Linked DNA regions of Homo sapiens: all the other regions are linked to region 2. A link is a loop called in an ENCODE intact Hi-C map of the cell type or tissue named here. Cell type or tissue: natural killer cell. All regions are shown on one strand.

Region 1 (2,500 bases), 430 kb after region 2:
CAACTTCTTCTGGGCAGCCCCACAGGTGTCCAGGACTGCAAATCTCTGCATTCCTCCAACACTAGCCCATTCGAGCCTAGGTGTGGCATCAGATCTTGCTGTTGGTTTCCTGATCCCCACACATACCTCTGTAAATACTCCCTTCATTCTCCTAAAAATGGTGTGCCTTCTATTTCCTAATATACCCAGGCTGATACAAACATCCTCCTGCAGGAGAAGACATTTAGACAGAGACCTGAAGGAAGTGAGAGGAGGCCTCCTAACATCTAGGGAAGAATATTTCAACAAGTGCACAGTACTCTCCCCTGAGACTGCAGAAGTTGGGTGTGTTCAGAAGCATCAAGGAGGGGTCAGCATGGATAGAGCAGAATGCACACATAGGGTATAAGGATGGGGCAGTAGTCGGGGGCTATACTTCATAGAGTTTTGTTGGTCACGGTTGTATTCTGAGTGTGATGTACAGCCACGGGGTGGGAAATGGTCTGAACAAGGGCATGACATGATCTGACTTGCATTGTGAGACCAGAATGACGCTAGCCAAAATAGAAACTAGAACAATGAGGAGGGCCTTTTGGAATTTAGAAAGATGATGTTGGCTTGGCTTAGGATGACAAATAGTAAAGGCAAGGGGGAGAGATTGGATTCAGGCTCTATTTTGAAACTAGGGCTATAAGAATTTGCTGCTGACTTGGATGTGAGGGAAGGAGAGTAAGGGTGAGGAAGACTCCAAAGTGAATGGTGACTGGTGGAGCTATTTACTAGGATGGACTCAAGAGAGTGGAGGGGGCAGTGTGGAGTGAAGAGGGAAGGAAATCAAGAATTTGTTCATCTCAATTTCCAAAGAGGAAAAAGGAAAAGCCTAATCTTCCACTGTTAAAAAGGAAGATGAGAGGTAATTTTTCATTTTACAAAAAAAAAAAAAAAAAAAAAAAAAAAGAAAAAGGACCTGTATTCATAGAGTAACATCCCTATGTCCTGGCCTATTAGAATATCGCCATTAGAAGACTTTTTAAAATCAAGGAGCACATTCTCAATTTTAGTTGGAAGTGCGATCACCTCTTGGTAATTTGACTCTCCAAAGGTCAGACTAAATAAATCCAGGAGCTAAGGCCTTCTGAGGGTCCATGGCCCCTCTCGTCTGTGATAAAACTCAACCCGCCTGTAGGTGGAAGATTCTACACCACTGAGGATTCTAATTATCCTGCCTGTAAAAGATAATCTCACTGGTTAACTTCACATGACTTTCTTTTTTTTAAATTTGAAATGTGACTACCTTCAGCTCCAGGATGTGACAGGAAACAAGACTCAACAGATACTTCCGCTTTTCTTGGGACAGCACCCTTCAGCCCACTTCCGTAGTCAGGGCTACTCTTACCATAAAAGTAGAGCTGTGCCCCCACCCAAACCAAGAGGCTCACTTCTTACACAACGTCGGTTACCTGCTTTTCCTTTGCAGACTTGAAGTGTCAGAGAATCTGCCAATTGGGGTTGACACTCCCGCTTACAGACTTCCCTCTACAGACGCTGCAGAGACCAAGTGGCATTCGTCACCTCTCCTCTGTGCTGAGGGGAGAAGGCGACGCCCTGTGCCTCATGGTGGGGTCAGCTGCATGCTCACTCCCACCCTCCCAGTCTGCAGCCTGCCTGGGGATGCCAGTTCACAGGCCTGTCTTGATGCCAACGGGCGTTTGTTGTTGTTGTTGATTTCATAATGACCTCTGTCTAAAAATTCTGTAGGCTTCCAGGAAGGGACACAGCATACCGTGATAAAATGGATTTTTCCACCCCTCCCCCCCTCTGGTTACCATGGAAACTCTGAATGACTGATTTCCTGGTTGCCATGTAGATGCAGTGGGATCCCAGCCGCTGCACCACACAAAGACGTCAGTAAGAATAGCGAGAAAACAAAACAAAACCAAAAGAATCATGTTTGAAAAGACAAAGGATTGCATCTCAAGCTTTCTTCTCTCACACAAAAGTGGAGGGAAGGAAGCAATTGTAATTAGGAATGGTGCCCTTCCTGGAGTAGGGGTGCATGCACCTGTCCCACATGGGAGGGAAGACTGGAAAAAGGGGAAATCCCTTTTTTGTAGCCAGGGGTGTTGGCATGGTGACGGGCAGGCAGATGCCATTCTCAGGTGACTAGAGCCCTTCAGCACTCAGCCTGCGTTCCACCAAGGAAACCTGAAATATTCAGCTGGGTGGCAGAATTAAGTTAGGTAGAAAACAAAGCAAAAAACAGGTCGCACACACATTTTTTTAGAATGTTCTTCTTTTTATAGTTCTAAATTTTAGAATTAAGATTCCAAATGCTTGAATTTAATATGGGGTTGAGGTTGAATTTTTACTTCTATCCAACAACTTCAGAGAATTAACAACAAATTTAGCTGCTTTCCTGTCTTTTTAAAATTGATTTGTAACAGCCTGATAAAACCACATAAGAAAAATTGATTAATCCAGGTTTATATGGTTTTCATAACCTAGGTATTATCCATCTTTA
Region 2 (2,500 bases):
CCATTGCTTTCCACTCTGCCTAAGGCTGGCCACTTTTTTCTTTTTTCCATTACATTCTCTATGCCTACAATTCTAAATACATTTTAGGATAAATGGACTCTAATGGAACAGGAAGCGTGCAAACTCAACATTAGTAAGAAGGGATATGGATAAGAGACTGGACCCATTCGAGGCAATCAGAGAGCATCTCCTGGAGAAGATGCATTTTTCCCATAATCATTTCCTTACTGTTCTACTTTCTTCTCTGTAGAGCATTTCAGCAGGCTCAGCCACTCCAATCTAGTGCATTTAGGAAGACACCTTACACTGGACTCAGCTGTTTAATCTGGATGCCCTCGCCCATCTGAAGTCGGGCGGGGGCGGAGGGAATCTTAACAACTTCTCCATAACATAAATATTGTATTTGATTAATCTTGATGAAAAGTTTGTTGGAGTATGATTTTTAAAATTCACTTTAATGCTGAACACTTAACTAGATTGAATTTTCAAATTTCCAGTTTGATACAATCGGAAGAAAGTGCAAGTGTAGAGAATATGGCATGAGCTTCAGAGGCATTCTCTAAGGCATATAACATATTTTCAGGCCGGGCACGGTGGCTCACGCCTGTAATCCCAGCACTCTGGGAGGCTGAGGTGGGTGGATCATTTGAGGTCAGGAGTTCGAGACCAGCCTGGCCAACATGGTGAAACACCGTCTCTACTAAAAATACAAAAATCAGCCGGGCATGGTGGTGGGCGCCTGTAATCCCAGCTACTCGGGAGGCTGAGGCAGGAGAATTGCTTGAACCTGGGAGGCCGAGGTTGTAGTGCGCCTAGATTGTGCCATTGTACTCCAGCCTGGGTGACAAGAGTGAAACACTGTCTCAAAAAACAAACAAAAAAACATATTTTCACCCAAATCATTTTTACCTTAGAAAACCACAATGTCCTGGAGGTTGGTGGGGGAGCAGGGATGGATGAGAGAGGGTGTGCGTGTATATACTAGGCGTTACGAGAGAGAGGGTCTGTAAGCCAGGTAAAGATAAGTACAAGCTATTTAATCACTTGTCAGAATCCATGAAATCAGAGATGAGAGAGCTCTCCTGTGTATGCCATTTTGAGGAGCAGAAAGAATAGGTGCGATGCTCCTTTCAAAGGAGGCTGTTGGAGGCCCGTAAGGGACAACAGGCAAGTGATGGGCCCAGGGAAAGGGTCTGAGGTAGATTTAAAGGGATAGAGCAGAGGGCAAGGTCTGTTGTGTTACAGTGCGTGGACTGGATAGAAGAGGGCATCAGAAGCCAGAGAGGGCTGCCTGGCAGGGATGTCCAGGAGGTGGCAACAACATTATTTCAATGACTCCCAACTCCATCAGAGGGCGTTCTTCTCACACCAATTCTTTCTGGATATTGAGCACTTTTAAAAATGCCCATGTATTTTTTTTTTTTTTTTAAGACAGAGTCTCACTCTGTCACCCAGGCTGGGGTGCAGTGGCACAATCAAGGCTCAATGCAGCCTTGACCTTCTGGGCCCAAGCAATCCTCCCACCTCAGCCAAGTAGCTGGGACTACAGGCATGTGTCACCACGCCTGGCTAGTTATTTTTATTTTTTTTGTAGAGGCAGGGTCTCACTGTGTTGCCCAGGCTGGTCTCAAACACCTGGGCTCAAACAGTCCTCCTGATTTGGCCTCCCAAAATGCTACGATTACAAGTGTGAGCCACCAGCCCCAATGAACAATACATTTCTAATACAAATCCAGTGACTTGAATGTCAACCTAATGGATTTGACATGGATAAATGCTGCCTAGAAAATAAAATAATTTGTTTTAATTATGCTAGTATCATTCAGTTGTCTAGATCCCAACTAATCAAGCATTCTCAAATAGTTGGAACTATATTTTGCCACACTCCACTTTGAGGAGAAAGGGGCAAATAGAAAAAAAACTCATGTAAAATGTTTTCTTTTTAAGTCAACTTAACCATATAGCTTATTGTCACCCATGTCTCCCCCTTCAGATAAAGATACAATTGCTAGGTCCATTACTTAGAAGAGTGTAAAATCTCCAATACCTATTCAATGTGTCCAGTAGGTCAAAACTACTGTCATTACAAACATGTGATTTGCCTTTTTCCCCTTCATTCTCTCACAAGTGTACAGTGAATTTTATGGAGGCTAGATAACAAATGATGACATCACTTTCACAAAGAATAGAATATGTGGTTGTTTATCCTTGTGTTTTCTAGACCTTTTAAGGTGGCAGGTTGAGGGTACACACGTGAATTTTCAGAGACTGTTTTCAGTACTTTTGTGCTCTTAACAGGATTTTTCCACTTTACTTGCTATAATCTCTGTAACCTTATTGTCATCAAATCATTGTGAAATCCCCACATTTTCCTTGTACATATGGAAAACACAAGAGGTACATTTTATCTTGTTTTGCAATCATATGTTTAGAATTTCTTAGTTTTATTTTCTAATATGAGAAATACTGATGATTTAATCCACATAAAAGCCATCTGGGT
Region 3 (2,500 bases), 130 kb after region 2:
AGTGTGTGTTGTTTCCCTCCATGTGTCCATGTGTTCTCATCATTCAGCTCCCACTTATAAGTGAGAACATTATGTTGTGTGGTTTTCTGTTCCTGTGTTAGTTTGCTGAGCATAATGGCTTCCAGCTCCATCCATGTCCCTGCAAAGGACATGATCTCTTTCCTTTTATGGCTGTATAGTATTCCATGGTGTATATATACCACATTGTCTTTATTCAGTCTATCATTGATGGGCATTTGGGTTGATTCCGTGTCTTTGCTATTGTGTCTAGTGCTGCACTGAACATAATGCATGCATGAATCTTTATAATAGAATGATTTATATTCCTTTGAGTATATACCCAGTAATGGGACTGTTGGGTCAAATGGTACTTCTGCCTCTAGGCCTTTGAGGAATCACTACACTGTCTTCCACAATGGTTGAACTAGTTTACACTCTCATCAACAGTGTAAAAGTGTTCCTTTTTCTCCACAACCTTGCCAGCATCTGTGGTTTCTTGACTTTTAAATAATCACCATTCTGACTGGCATGAGATGCTATCTCATTGTGGTTTTGATTTGCATTTCTCTAATGATCAGTGATGTTGAGCTTTTTATCATATGTTTGTTGACCACATGTACGTCTTCTTTCGAGAGGTGTCTGTTCATGTCCTGGAAGAGACACAACAAAAAAAGAAAACTTCAGGTCAATATCCCTGATGAATGTCAATGCCAAAATCCTCAATAAAATACTGGCAACCCAAATCCAGCAGTACATTAAAAAGCTTATCCACCGCAATCGAGTTGGCTTCATCCCCAGGATGCAAGCTTGGTCAATGTACGCAAATCAATAAATGTGATTCATCACATAAACAGAGCTAAAGACAAAAACCACATGATTATCTCAATAGATGCAGAAAAGGCCTCCGACAAAATTCAACATCCCTTCTTGTTAAAAATGCTCAATAAACTAGGTATTGAAGGAATATACCTCAAAATAATAACAGTCATTTATGACAAAGCCACAGCCAATATCATACTGAATGGGCAAAAGCTAGAAGCATTCTTCTTGAAAACTGGCACAAGAAAAGGATGCCCTCTCTCACCACTCCTATTCAACATAGTATTGGGAGTTCTGGCCAGGGTAATCAGGCAGGAGAAAAAATAAAGTGTATTCAAATTGGAAGAGAGGAAGTCAAACTATCCCTGTTCACAGATAACATGATCCTATACCTAGAAAATCCCCATCATCTCAGCCCAAAAGCTTCTTAAGCTGATAAACAACTTCAGCAAAGCGTCAGGATACAAAATCAATGTGCAAAAATTGCTAGCATTTCTATACGCCATCTACAGGCAAGCAGAGAGCCAAATAGTGAATGAACTCCCATTCACAATTGCAAAAAAAAAAAAGGATAAGTTACCTAGGAATACAGCTAACAAGGGAAGTGAAGGACTTCTTCAAGAAGAACTGTAAATTACTGCTCAAAGAAATCAAACAGGACACAAATCAGAGAGAACTGGCTAGTCATATGCAGAAAATTGAAACTGGACCCCTTCCTTACACCTTATACAAATGGAAAAACATTCCATGATCATGGATAGGAAGAATTAATATTGTTAAAGTGGCCATACCAGACAAAGTAATTTATAGATTCAATGCTATTCCCATTAACATTCTTCACAGAATTACAAAAAACTCTTTTAAAACTCATGTGAAACCAAAAAAGAGCTCGAATAGCCAAGACAATCCTAAGCAAAAATAACACAGCTGGAGGCATCATGCTACCTGACTTCAAACTATATTACAAGGCTGCAGTAACCAAACAGCATGGTACTGGTATAAATGCACATGCATAGACCAATGGAACTGAATAGAGAACTCAGAAATAAGACTACCCACCTACAACCATCTGATCTTTGACAAACCTGACAAAAACAAGTAATGAGGGAAGGATTCCCTATTTAATAAATGGTGCTGGGAGAACTGGCTAGCCACATGCAGAAAATTGAAATTGAACCCCTTCATTATACCTTACACAAAAATTAACTCAAAATGGATTCAAGCCTCAAATATAAAACCCCAAACTATAAAAACCCTAGAAGAAAATCTAGGCAATCCCATTCAGGACATAGGCATGGCCAAAGATTTCATGATGAAAATGCCAAAAGCAATCACAACAAAAGCAAAAATTGACAAATGGAATCTAATTAAACAAAAGAGCTTCTACACAGCAAAAGAAACTATCATCAGCCTACAAAATGGGAGAAAATCTTTGCAATTTATCCATCTGACAAACGTCTAATATCCAGAGTCTACAAGGAACTTAAATTTACAGGAAAAGCATTTCTACACACTAACAACATCCAAGCTGACAGCCAAATCAGGAACACAATCCCATTCACAATAACCACAAAAAGAATAAAATATCTAGGAATACAGCTAATCAGGGAGGTGAAAGATCTCTACAATGAGAATTACAAAATACTGTTCAAAGAAATCAGAGAGTCCAGAAATAAAGCTA

What was found. A loop is a pair of places that touch in the nucleus more often than their neighbours do. Peaks named below come from ENCODE experiments on the same cell type or tissue, not always from the same donor. Only the 100,000 strongest peaks of a DNase experiment are listed, where the experiment ranks them.
Region 1: a loop joins it to region 2, with 3 times the contacts of the local background. A loop is called at or near these places in 2 of 110 quality-filtered maps.
Region 3: a loop joins it to region 2, with 8 times the contacts of the local background. A loop is called at or near these places in 15 of 110 quality-filtered maps.

Annotation. Positions count from the first base shown.
Region 1 is chr14:51,846,318-51,848,817 of GRCh38, reverse strand. It overlaps a transcript of GNG2 not described here. Among named protein-coding and RNA genes, the nearest start is that of GNG2, 13 kb to the left of the region's middle. RefSeq lists enhancers at 507-656, 1,218-1,277, 1,608-1,707. In natural killer cell, no CTCF peak of the experiment used is centred here; DNase peaks (open chromatin) are centred at 487, 1,437, 1,827 and 2,097; H3K4me3 peaks cover 1,128 bases; H3K27ac peaks cover 2,500 bases.
Region 2 is chr14:52,271,395-52,273,894 of GRCh38, reverse strand. The region is part of intron 1 of PTGDR (prostaglandin D2 receptor); the gene reads right to left. Among named protein-coding and RNA genes, the nearest start is that of PTGDR, 4.9 kb to the right of the region's middle. In natural killer cell, CTCF peaks have their summits at 1,131 and 1,333 (motif pointing right); a DNase peak (open chromatin) is centred at 1,334; H3K4me3 peaks cover 1,109 bases; H3K27ac peaks cover 1,326 bases.
Region 3 is chr14:52,145,539-52,148,038 of GRCh38, reverse strand. No RefSeq gene overlaps it. Among named protein-coding and RNA genes, the nearest start is that of LINC02319, 21 kb to the right of the region's middle. In natural killer cell, no CTCF peak of the experiment used is centred here; no DNase peak of the experiment used is centred here.